Regions from separate parts of the Homo sapiens genome. Here region 2 is linked to region 1. Evidence: read pairs that join two places in POLR2A ChIA-PET (ENCODE). Cell type or tissue: GM12878. All regions are shown on one strand. Each heading gives the region's core, and the rest is flanking DNA. Links, peaks and the distances in the headings are about the cores only.

Region 1 (8,496 bases), core at 2,351-6,350:
TATGTTGTTACATTTTTATTTTTCAAAGTTTCTTGGATATTCTGATCCTTAAAAAAAAAAAAAAAAAGAAAAAGTCTCGTTCTGTTGCCCAGGCTGGAGTTCAGTGGTGCCATGATAGCTCATTGCAGCCTCGAGCTCCTGGGCTCAAGCTCAAGCCATCTTCCTGCCTCAGTCTCCTGAGTAGCTGGGACTATAGGTGCACATCACCATTTCTAGCTAATTTCTAAAAAAAAAAAAAAAAAAAAAATGTTGTGACGGGGTATCACTATGTTGCTCAGGCTGGTCTTGAGCTCCTGGCTTCAAGCAATCCTTATGCCTCATCCTCCCAAAGTGTTGGAATTACAGGCATGAACCATGGCACCTGAACCCTTTTTCTTATCTTCATAATTTAGGCAATCAGAATTTTTACTGTGATATAATAAGGATTTCTGACATTTTGAAGTGTCTTCCATTCTTCTTTAAGTTTACTTGCTTTTTTTGTTTTGCTTCAACTGGGATGCTTCCTGAAAATCATACTCGAATTTTGATGAGATCAATAGTTTTCAATAAAAGAAGCCGGATGCAGTGGCTCACGCCTGTAATCCTAGCACTTTGGGAGGCCAAGGTGGGGGACTGCTTGAGGCCAGGAGTTTGAGACCAATGCAGGCAACATGGTGAAACCCTGTTTCTACTAAGAATAAAAAAGCTAGCTGGGTGTGGTGGCGTATGCCTGTAGTTCCAGCAACTAGGGAGGCTGAGGCCAGAGGATCACCTGAGCCCAGGAGATTGTGGCTGCAGTGAGCCATGATCACGCCACTGCACTCCAGCTTGGGTGACAGGGTGAGACCCTGTCTCACTGACTCAAAAAAAAAAAAAAGGAAAGAAGAAAACTAAGGTGAAATTAAAGAAAAAGCCATTTTTAAACTGACAGTACTGTACTGAGGTATATAATTGTGTAAATTAATACTACACACATTGGCTTATTGATGGACGTTGATAAGAGTTTTTTTACTGAACTAGTATTTCTTCAGGTCATTTCACTGAGTCAGTAGCAATTTACATATTTTGGTTGTAACAGCCAGACTTCTTCAGTTCATTTTACAGCAAACAGGCTAAGATACAATCTAATATATTTGAAAACATAAGATGTGTGACTTCACAGTTACATTAATTGCTTATAGTACTACAAAACTTTGGTGACTCACAAATAAGAATTCTGATCAATATAATTTTGCTGAATCTCCATATTGAAAAAAGTATACATTATGCATTTATAATTCTACATATTTCACCAGCAAGTATATTGCTAATAAGGGAGACTATTTTTGACAAGGCATTGATGAGAACCGAATCTTTTGCTTTTTTGTTTTTTGAGGCAGGGTCTCACTCCTGTCACTCAGGCTGGAGTGCAGTGGCACGATCCACGGATCGCTGCAGCCTCGACTTCCTGGGCTCAGGTGATCCTCCCACCTCAGCCTCCCAAGTAGTTGGGACCACAGATGCATGTCACCACATCTGGCGAATTTTTCTGTAATTTTAGTAGAAACCGGGTTTTGCCATATTGCCCAAGCTGGTCCTGAACTCCTGGGCTCAAGTGATCTGCTTACCTCTACCTCCCAAATTGCTGGGATTACAGGTGTGAGCCACCACAACCAGCCTGCTCATAATTTTATACATCACATAATTGTAAGAAGTTTCCACATACTTCTTGTTTCATCTATTTAAAATGTGTCCCTCAAACCTCCCCTGCCCCTGACCCCTCTGTTTGATCCATCTACTTCCAGTGCTCATTGCTATAGCACACATCTATAGGATGGTATGGGTATGACCCTGCACCTTTGTGTCAGAACAGTGTGAGTCAGTACAGCAGGCACGAAAGTATTCCTAGAAGCCAGCCCTACAAACTACATAAATATATCTTCCTAGATTCACATAAAAGGTATGTCTTACTCGAATTCCCATCAGATCCTCAACTTGCTCAGAACTCCAAAGCCACCCAACCAAAGGATAAGTGTAACAGAGAGAATGCTGAAGTGGAAAGAAAGAGGTTTTAACCAAGTGAAAACATTTCATTGCAAATTTTACAAAAATCATAAAACCACATGTGGTGGTGGGTTGAAAGGTGGCCCCCCAAAAGATATGCCTATGTCCTGGCCCCCAGTCCCATAAATGTGACCTTATTTGGGTAGAGTCTTTGCAGATGCAATTTAGTTAAGGATCTTAAGAGGAAACCATTCTGAATTGCCGAGGTGGACCCTGAGTCCACTGACAAGCATCCTTTTAAGAAAAGAGAAGGCAGGCGTCTTTATGAGAGAAGATAAACATCCTTATGAGAGAGGACATAGACTCAGAGAAGGCCATCTGAAGACGAAGTGACACAGACATAAGGAATGCCTACCGCCACCAGAAGCCAGAAGAGGCAAGGCAGTGTTCTCCCCTAGAGCCTCCAGGGAGAGTGCAGCTCTGTGACTTCTTGATCTCGGACCTCTGGCCCCCTGAACTGGGAAGAAATTTCTGTTGTTTTAAATCATCATGTTTCTGGTAATTTATTACAGCAACCCTAGGACTAACACTCCATATCAACACTAGAGTCCTTTCCAGAACCTTATTAAGAGATTCAAGTCAATGTGGGGCTCTGACGCTGAAGCTTCCTTAGCTCTACAGTAGATTTCCTCTGCCTTGAATAAAAGGACAGCCAAACTTTTCTTGTCTAATGTTATATTTGAAATAATTTCACATTTATTCTTCACGCAGATTCTCCAATTATTGATATTTGATAACATTTTGATATATATGTAGATAATAAAAAACTGTTTAGAAAAAAATTGTTCATAAAAACAAATTTCTGTAATTGTTCAAAAAAAAATGTGTAGTTAACAGCCATGATTCTCTCTGCTCCAAATACTTCTGCGCATAATCCCTAAGAAAAAAATCATTCTCTTACATGTCTACAGTTTGATACAAGAATCAAGAAATTAACAATGATTCAGTAATATTATCTAATTTAAAGACTATATTTTTTTCTCAATTGTTCTAATAATGTTTTTAAAGAAAAATCTGGTCAACATTGTAATCAAAGATCATATGTCATGTCCTTTGGTCTCCTTTAGTTTGAAATTATTCTCTTTTTTTTTTTGGCTTACAATTTTGAAGACTATAGGTCAATTATTTTGTAGAATATCCCCTAATTTGGGTTTGTCTGATATTCCCCTATGATTAGATTCAGGTTACACATTTTTCTATAGATTGTTACAGAATACTACATTTCTGTAGAATGCTACAGTAGTAATGTTGGGTTCTTCCAGAGCATCATATTAGGGGCACATGATATTGGTTTGCCTTATTTTTGTTGATGTTAAACATTAATCACTTGGGTTTCAGTGTTAGACAAGTACTTGTAAAACTGCTATGTTTCCCTTGTATTTAATAAATATTTTGGAGGAGATACTTTGATACTACATAAATATCCTGTTCCTCATCACATTTTTACCCACTTGTTCTAGAATCAGCTAATCATTCCTGTCTGAACTGATTATTAATATGATTGCTCCCAAGTGATGATTTTTTCAAACACCATCATTCCTTCAACATTTGTTAATGGTTGACATTATACTTAAGAAAGAGTTTTTGCTTCTTTGTCATTTATCTCTCACAAATTTGGCCAATGGGAGCTCATTTAAACTGGTTCATAAGGACATCGTAAACTTTTTATGGGGTCTAATAAGATCTGAGATGGATAGGTATGGTATAATAAAAAAATGTATTTGGTTTGTCTCTGATTGCTGGCACAGAGCTACTAAAATGCTTGGAATTTCTTGAGTAGGAGGAGTACCTTTTGTTATTTATGACAAGCACCTTTTTAACTCCACCTGAGTTATGTTAATTAGGTGACTTAGCAGTCCCTAGATTGCTTCACGATGGGGGCTGATCACCAGAAAAACCAACAAGGTGGTTAGAGTTAGAACTTTCTAAACTCTCCTCCAGCCCTCTGGGAGGGAAGAGAGGCTGGAGATTGAGTTCAGTCATCAGTGGCTAAAGCTTCAATTAGTCATGCCTACAAAATGAAACCTGCATAAAAAACAAACAAACAAAAAAACCTTAAATAATCGGGTATGGAGAGTTTCCAGGTTGGTGAACATATCAAGGTGTCAGGAGGGCATGGAAGCTCCATACCCCACTTAACCCTCATTTCCTGCCCTCTGCGTCTCTTCCATTTGGCTGCTCCTGAGTTGCATTCATTGTATTAAGATGGCAAACATAGATAGTGTTTTTCTGAGTTCTCTGAGGAGTTCTAGTGAATTATCAAATCTTGGGGAGGGATGTGGGAACCCTTCAAGTTGTCACCAAGTTGAACAAAAGTGCAGGTAGTCTGGGGACCCAAGACTTGCAACTGGCATCTGAAGTAAGGGCAATTTTGTGGGAATGAGCCTTTAAACCTGTGGAGGCTGACACTAACTCTAGGTAGTGTTAGAATAGTACTGAATTGTAGAAGACACTCAGTTGGTGTCCACAGAAAATGGAAGAATCATTTAGTGACAGAAAAACTTCAGAGTAGGGATAAGCCAGTCTCCCAAAGGCTAGACACACAGAATCAGTTTACAACCTTTTCCTAAAACAAGTCTTTGAATAAAAAACAGATCTAGGATGAAAACAGTTTCCACAACCCTGGACAGCAATGAGGAAGTTAGGAGAAAGAAATGAAACTAAGACAGTAGGGGATTTTACATTTCACACCTGGTCCGCAGCCTAATGTCCCCTCTGCTGTTCTGAGGATCTCATGATCCTCCCAAGTCTTCACTGAGTCATCATGGAAAATAAAATGACAGACTCACATTTTACAGCTGGATTTTGTGAATTACAAGAACAAGAGAGATATACACAAGCTCAATGTGACTCCTCACTACACCTTAGTTTCTTAGTCGAACTTGGTAGGTGTGATTTATATCCAAAATACAGTCAGGGATTGCATTTTCAATATTTAATTCTATGAACTTCCAGAATAGTTTACTAGCAATTGCCAGAAATAAACTTATATAGCTTGCCCAATGAGCTGTTTCAGGAATTTTTAATGGGAAATGTTATCTCCCGTGAATTTAACTGAGTCACTGATATATAGTTTAATAATATCTTCTAAGGATTCCAACTTTAAAGCAGGAAGCTATTCCTTAAAAAGAATTTGTTTTGCTGTACTTTATTGTGTATTCAAAGATTTTAACAGGAATTTTAGCAAATAAAATTAATTATATGAATCAATTAATTTATAGTAGCTATTGTACAGTTATGCTAAAATATACATTTAGAACTAATTTTGGTCATTCATTACTGTTTAGTAAGGTTTTAAAATTTAGTATCTATCTAATGATATTGCAAATCCAAAACCAACATGGTTCATTTACGTAATCTATCTTTCATTGTTTTTGTTTTACAGAATTTAAAAAACAAACAAAAAACATAAATTATGTTTTGTTCTAAAGATAGTACCATATTCTTTATATAAATACCTGTCCTTAAAGAATTCAATCATGACACTCTGATCAAATCAGTTATAAAATTACCACTTTTCCACATTCTTGTACAAATACCTTGACTCATAAAGCTATGTGCCATTAATCATTTCATTGTTAGGTAAAATTGCATCTTATCAAGGAAAACTCATGCTTGAATCAATAAGAGTATCAAAAAACTTACTTTTTACAAAAGCAAATAATAATACCCTCCACATAAGGCTTGTTCTGTAGAGTAAATCTGGATTGAAGAGCCACAATCTATGACCCCAATAAGTGATAATTTTTAAGAAAACTTGTGTAGAAGAGCAGGATCTAAAAATTAAAACTTCCATTATTGTGGTTAACCAGACAATATACATTTCAATAAAGTTAATATTTTTTTTCTTATACCCACACATACTTCATCCAAGAGAAGGGGATTATATACAACTCCAATTGACTATGAAAAGGATTACACTGACTAGCACAGTGCTATTAAGCTTGAAATTAACTATTGAGATTTAACATATTGTGAAACAATAGATACATAATGCATATTAAAATCATTATTAAAATAGTAGAGGAGGCCAGAGCAATAACAGTAGATGAGGAACATTCAATGTTCAGAGCATAAGTGTTACTATGACAGTGACTCACATCTATGGCACAGGGTCAGTGTTAAATTAGCAGAAAGAACTTGAGAAAGAAATGCCTAAATACATGCTATGGAGACTGCTGTGCTTTGACCAAGGTACTAGAAGAAGACTGAGAATACACTTGACAGACAAGTGCTCCAGTTTATAGAGAAGAAATCTAAGGCTCTGAATTAGTCATAACCATAAGATCCTTCCTAATACATATATAGTATAAATTTGAATAGAAGTCATTCCTCTCACTTTTTTGGATAGAACTTTAATTTAATGTAATTTCTGTAAGTCATGTTCCTCTTTGTACTGACCTCTAGTCCTGAATTTGGGTGCGTTTTTTCCCCAAAAGTTTATTTTTAGCCATCATGAAACAGGAACTCTTTTAAAGTTATGATTTCTTGACCTATAAATTGCAAAATTGTACAATAATTTTCAAACTGTGGTCAATTATTTTTATTCCTACTGTGTTTTCAAAATATAAGTATTTACAAAAACAGTAATTAATTTGGGGTTTTAAATGTAAAGAAAAGTACATCTAACACTTTTCAATCATTGTTACTATCTGAGTTTCTCAGGGCCTAGAAAATCAACTGAGTTTTTGAGATACTCTTCATTCTGTTCCTCATTAAAACTTTATGCCCTACTCCTCATTTAATTGTTAAGAGATAATAAACCAATTCACAAAACATACTGATTTCTGACAACTCCCAAATAACAGGCATTTTTATCAGGAACAATGCATTGAATGGTGGCTTGTTTTGGTGAAGCTACTTTTGGAAGGAGGGCCTTCCCACACAAACACTTGCCAACCCTGCAAGAACACAGCTCTGGGTATCAAAATCATAATGGAATTATTCTGTGGATAAATGAGGACATTAGGACCAAATGGGATTTAAAGTAAGAAAAAAGTGAACAGTGCTGTGTTAATTCAAATCAAAGTGATTTTTATTGCTGTCTACCCCACAGACTGATATTTAAGGAAGCGATATTCCTTTATTGCCCTGAAAGTGCCATTGACTATAAACTACTTTCCTTTTTGTTATTTTCTTGCCTCTCCTCACCTTAACATTAAACCTTACTCTTTAGTTGCCGTAAAAAATGTTTAAAAGGCTTTCTAAAATATATTGGAAATATCTGGGAACTATTAATTGAGTGCTTACCACATGGCAGATATTAAGTCTTTCATCTTATGTGCTCTACCACACATAATATGTATTATCATCCTTACCAGATGGAGAAGACAGGAGCCTACAGAAGAGACCAAATAAATTACTCTCCAGTTCCCAAATGTATGTATGTGGTAGAACTGGCACTGGTACCCAGACCCAACTCCAGTGCCCATGACTTTAACCACTCTTCATTATAATGCTTCCAAAAGTCAGGCCCTCTTCTACAAACTTTACATATATCTACTCTTTTAATCTTTACAACAACCCTATGAAGTAGGAATTGTTACTATCCCCACTTAGAAGTGAGGAAACTGAGGCAAGGAACAGTTAAATACAGTCAGTGAGTTACGGATAAAACATTTACTCTTATGTTGTCCAACTCCTAAGCATGTGCTGCTAACAACTGCACCAACAAAAGTGTTAAATAAAGCTGAGTATATTTTGAAGACATGGCAATATATAAAGTTTAAAGATAAAGTCAAAATGTATCTCTAATATTTTCATAGCATTAAAAGCAATAAACTATACTTAACTAAAAACTTTTGATAGGAATCAGTCTTCAGAGATATTTTAATATTTGAATGATCCAAAAGCACCCTTTCAAAATTACATTATATTTTAGTTTATACAAGACAATGCAAAGATGGGCCTTTAAAACATGTATTTTTTTACAATATACACTAATAAAACGTTAAGTTAAAAACTGATCTTTTTAACTTAAAGGTTAATCAGTTTTAAAGATTTATTTTGTGCTAACAGTAGATAAAGTGTAAACTCATTTAAATAAATTTTGAGAAAACAGAAAGTAAATGGTTAATTGCTGATGATGTATTTGCAGACTGCAAAAAAAAAAGAAACAACAAAAAGGAAATTATGACTAATTCAGCTGCAGAAAAAAATAACTGAAAGAGAAGAAGGTGTGTATTTGTTTAAATCTGGGCTAACAGTCAAGTTGGAAGACATACGGAAATTGCATTTTCCTGTTGATGAATCAAATAAATTAAAGATTCTGATCTTGAAATATATGTTACCATCCATAATTTACTTCTTCAGTTGAGAATGCACACATAGTTTAAAGTAAAATACCACATGTTTGTGGTAAAGGGCCATAGTATTCAATATTTATCATCAAATTTCATTTATTGACATAGCTACCTCTAAAAGTTTACAGTAAAAATGAATAACACTGGTGCCTACTTTTGAGAAAGGAATGTA
Region 2 (4,944 bases), core at 770-4,769, 90 kb before region 1:
TATTTGCCCAAGACCTTACATCATGTCGCATTCTGCACTATTTTACCGCCCACCCCTCCATGAGCCATTCCCCTTGTAATCTAACCTTTTCTAACAGTCAAATTCCTCTGTTAAAATCTCACTCTCATCACTGCCTTCCAGGCAACATCTTTAATCTGATGTGCTGGTCATTCCTACTTTCACTATTCTAATTCACTGTCTGTTATTCAATGATTTAATAAACACTTATTAAAGCAATGAGCAAGGTGAATGGTTCATATTACTGAAGTTGTTTGTAGTCTGGTAGTCTGGGCTGATTATTAAAAAGAAAAGGAAGTTTATAATAAGAGAAATACACTAGGCTTCAAAAGTTGGGAAAAGTCTATTAGAGACATCAGTAAAGGCCCAGTGAGAATGGGCTTTGCAATCAGGAACGCCGAGGTCTGAATCCAAGCTCCCAGCCTTATTGCCGAATGACTTGTGGCATATTACTGACCTCTCTGAACCTCATTTAATAATTACCTATCTCAGATAATTGTCGTCAGGTTTAAAATGAAAATGTTTTATACATTACAGGACACATTTGTAAACACTTAGGAAAAAAATCAGCTATTATAGAGTAAAATGGCAAAATTGTTACAAATATTGGAACTAGACTGCCATGGCCTGAATATTAGATCCTCTCTTTACTAGCTGTGTAGACTTAGGCAACTCACTTAATCTCTCTATGCCTCATTTCCTCATCTATATTAAGTGAATAATAAGGGTAATTCAAAGTTTTAGTCCAATTTTATACTCAGCAGAGAGGATAAAATTGATTAACTCATGTACAAGAACTCTTCATTTAAAAAAAATTCAGGTAAAACTCTACAGTGTCTGGCACTGTAAGTACTCAAGAAATGTTAACTACTTCAATTATCATCAGTGTCATAATTATCATTTGAAGAGGTAGCATTTCAGATAAGTCTTCATGGGCTAGTAATATTTAAATGAAAGTACTGAGAAGAAATTTCTGGCTAAGAAGACAGCAAGAATAAATGTAGAGAAGAACGGAGCAAGAAAGTTTGTTCAGGGGTCAGAAAATACAGAACCAGAGAATAATGAAGTAGATAAAAAAGCAAAAAATGGCAGATCAAGTCTCCATTGTAGAAGGGCTTGGTGTACATTTGAGGTGTTGGTACATACTTCATTACCCAATAGGGAGTCTCTGCACCTGTCTGAGCAGGAAGTTAGGAAAGCCTGAACTTGGGCATCCCAGAGGAGGACAGAAAAGAGAGGACAACTTCCCATGACTGTAGAATCTGAACTGAGAGGAATAGGCAGCTATTTAGAGGAGTGGGATGTGGGGAGGAAGCCAGAGAGGAGAGCCTGAGAAACAGACCAGATGCAAATTGGTTGTGAGTGATAGATACATGGTAGTTGAGACCACAGATCATTCTTTAGCAAGAAGGAAGCTGTGTTAGGTCTAGACAGAGTAAGGACTAGAAGCCTGCCATGAGAGGAGAGGCACCCCAAAGGGAATGGAGAACGAACAGCCAAAGGCAATCAACAGGAAGGAGGAACCAAGATGTAGATGTCACCTAGGGACACATGGAACAGCAATGCATAAAAAGATGCTTTGTAAAAAAGAGTACATCCAAAAAGCAAAGTAGAGATGGAAAAAAGCAAAATCAATCTATGCTCATCATCTTCCCAGAGGGTGGCACTGAACCCTTCGGGCTGAGCTCAGAGTTCTTCCTCTCTGGCCTCAATAGCACCCAGTGCAAACCCTATTAGAGGTCTTATCTCATAAAGACAGGTCTGATAGCAAAAATTGGTGGTATACATGATCAGTAAGTATTTGGAGAATGAATGAATGAGTAAATTAGTGGCCTTTAGAACCTCAGTCATCCCTGCCACTTTTGCATTATAATGCTCTTGCCAGTATTACAAACTAGACTCTCATTCACAAGTTTAAGATTTGCTCTACTTCAAGTAGCAGGCCACATTACTTTGTTGTTTGTCAATTTGCATTACTAGCATCTAAGCAGCCTAAGGGAATGCATAAAGAGTTTTCAAAATGTGTTTCCAAAGCCTTTGTGGTTCCATGAAATACCTGACCCTACTTGCCCTGCCTCCCTCCAGCATCCCACTGCATAGGGACTGTGCAGAGTAAAAGTTGGGAGGAGGGAGGAAATGGCAGTCAGACCTTAATTGGTTATGCAAGAGAGACATCATTGTAAGACTGCGTTTTAAAAAAGAATTCTGAGACTCTTTATTTAAAACTTGAAATATGTTATACTCTACTCAAATTATAGAAGGTTCATGTAAAGTAAGTCCTTTTGTTTATGTTTAAATTATTGCCCAAATATCTAAAATTGCAAAATAAGATCCCAAATTTCCACCATTCTCCCTTTCACTATATACCTATATGAAGAGAAATAAAGCAGTAGGCATGTTTCCCCATCTCTGAGTGTGGTTTATTTTATTCATTTATTTATTTTTTTTTTTTTTGAGATGGAGTCTTGCTCTGTCGCCCAGGCTGGAGTGCAGTGACGTGATCTCGGCTCACTGCAACCTCCGCCTCCCGGGTTCACACCATTCTCCTGCCTCAGCCTCCCGAGTAGCTGGGACTACAGGTGCCCGCCAACATGCCCGGCTAATTTTTTTGTATTTTTAGTAGAGACAGGGTTTCACCGTGTTAGCCAGGATGGTCTTGATTTCTTGACCTCGTGATCTGCCTGCCTCGGCCTCCCAAAGTGCTGGGATTACAGGCGTGAGCCACCTTGCCCGGCCTGAGTGTGCTTTATTTTCTATAGCATTTTGTGTTTTTCAATATTCGACCTGAACAGTTACCCTCCAAGAAGCTAAGTAATACATTAACACAGGTTATACTGTGAAATTCAAAGCTTTAGTTCAACTTCACACTAAGATTCTGTTTTAATTGACTTGGCATGGGAGCCAGTCAAGCACGAGTGTGTGGGAGCTGGCTCCTTGAGCCAATTTGTACTCATCTGTCCCCAGTTCCACATTCAGTGATTTCATGTTGGTAACTTAAAATTGACCATGCTGGGAGAATTTACCCCACGGAAATCCCCAAATGCTACAAATCTGAGCTTTTTTTCTGCCCAGTGATCCAGCTTACCAGCACACCACTCAAATTGTTTAAGTTCTTTATATGAAATTAATACACAGCCAGGGCTGAGACCTACTATAAAAAAAGCGTATACTCAATGAATTAATTTTTCAGCCTTATATGTCTGCAACTATATGTTAGTAATCTCATTACCTGGTGCCACTAGTATATATTTTGCACATTAAGTGCTCTTCTAAAAATATCTATATAAACAGTATTTTAATCAACTCAATTTTTTAATGTTAAAAATGTTTGCCTACTTTTGAATTAAAAGACTAGTCACAGAATTTGAATGGTGAAACTAATTTAAAAAGTACCTAGTGCAACTCTCAGAGTTAAAAAAACAACAACCAAGATTATAGAAACTGAGACTCGCTTATGTTCTCTAAACTATATAAAGGCAGTGACAGGACCATTACATACGTCTGCTACCTCACAACCTGAATTTCCATAGGAGCTTACAGGGTGGATTTGTTTAAAAATAGAAGAGAAAGAAACAGTTCCTTTATGGCTTCTCAGTTCCAGTCCCAAGGGGCCTTTTTGAGTGCTAATAACTACAAGGACACTAGAAAGAACTCATACTTTCAAATGAAAATGTCAACACGTAGCTGGAGTGAAATAATTAAATTGCTTATATATATTTCCATACCTCATCCGGTACAGCAAATATGTGTATTCAAATAATCTCTTGTGAAACGAAAGCGTCCCTTCTTACAGGATGTTGTTACTGCTATCACTGCTCCCTAATCTTGTGAACTGATTAAAAAATAATATATTACTGGTTAATCTTTTTAACTATAATAAAGAGAAAATATAACATCATACCCATGCAAGAAGCAACAGATTTCTTTTCACCGTTCCACAATATCCTAACATCCCCACAATGATAAGGAAACAGCAAACAGCAATCATGACCGGATGAACCACAGGAAAGTAAGTCAAAATGACTGCTTCCTCTACCCTGAAAGAAGAAAAATAATGTATTAGAAAGAAAATATAATCAAAATGCACCCAAGACATAGCAGAAGACACAACTGTGATTTGTGTTAATAATTCTTTCAATCATGATGCCTCAAAACTAGTGACTGCATTGTTATTTTCAAAATCACTGTGCTATTGTTTTTATGTTTATTTGCTCGGTTGCTTTATTTTTGGTTTTGCAGTGTTTGTTTTTTTTAATACAAGTGGTAGCTTTCCTACCCCAACTCATTTAACATATAATATACAGGACCTTGATAAAAGGTCCATCTATTATTATCTCCGAAGCCTTAGCCTAAGTAAATCACATGGGAGCCTTTGCTATTTCCCAGCTGGGAGGAATCTCCTTCCTCTTCTCTAATTTTTGATCCCATGTGCACTACGTTTCTTCTCCCTGACAATTGATCCTCCCCCAAAATGTAAAAGACTGCTATGCAAAGGAAAATCAATCTACATTTAAAGAAAGGAATAGGTAGAAATGATTTTTGCTAGAACACGATGAAAAATTCATTAACCGAAACCAGTATTAATGATAAAAATTAACCATTATTAAGCTAACTTTCCCTGTGTTAAGGACTTGAAAAAAATGGTTTTCATTTAATCCTTACCACAATTCAGATGTCATATAATACAATCTCCATTCAGAGATGATGGAGTAAAAAGTAATTTGTCCCCTGTGATGTTAGTAGATTAACCCTTGAAATTTGAGAAAAAAAAATCATTGTGGTGTATGGTTTTCATTAACCCAAGAATATGAAGGTAAGAGGAAGCTGACGGTAATTTTCTTAGGGAAAAGTAACTATGCTGGTTCTTTACACGCACCTATGACATGGCTGATGCACAATCAGGAGGACAGGCAACTGCTATTACCA

Evidence for each region. ChIA-PET counts read pairs that join two places held together with the same protein. Peaks named below come from ENCODE experiments on the same cell type or tissue, not always from the same donor. Only the 100,000 strongest peaks of a DNase experiment are listed, where the experiment ranks them.
Region 2: POLR2A ChIA-PET joins it to region 1 with 5 read pairs; 3 of 35 experiments call an interaction of 5 or more read pairs at or near these places.

What each region holds. Positions count from the first base shown.
Region 1 is chr7:120,923,203-120,931,698 of GRCh38, forward strand. No RefSeq gene overlaps it. Among named protein-coding and RNA genes, the nearest start is that of ING3, 23 kb to the right of the region's middle. In GM12878, for the core only: no CTCF peak of the experiment used is centred there; a DNase peak (open chromatin) is centred at 4,699; H3K27ac peaks cover 482 bases.
Region 2 is chr7:120,834,858-120,839,801 of GRCh38, forward strand. It overlaps TSPAN12 (tetraspanin 12), which reads right to left. Exons shown (of 8, transcript NM_012338.4): 4 at 3,920-4,055. Among named protein-coding and RNA genes, the nearest start is that of TSPAN12, 21 kb to the right of the region's middle. In GM12878, for the core only: no CTCF peak of the experiment used is centred there; DNase peaks (open chromatin) are centred at 2,934 and 3,604; H3K27ac peaks cover 2,389 bases.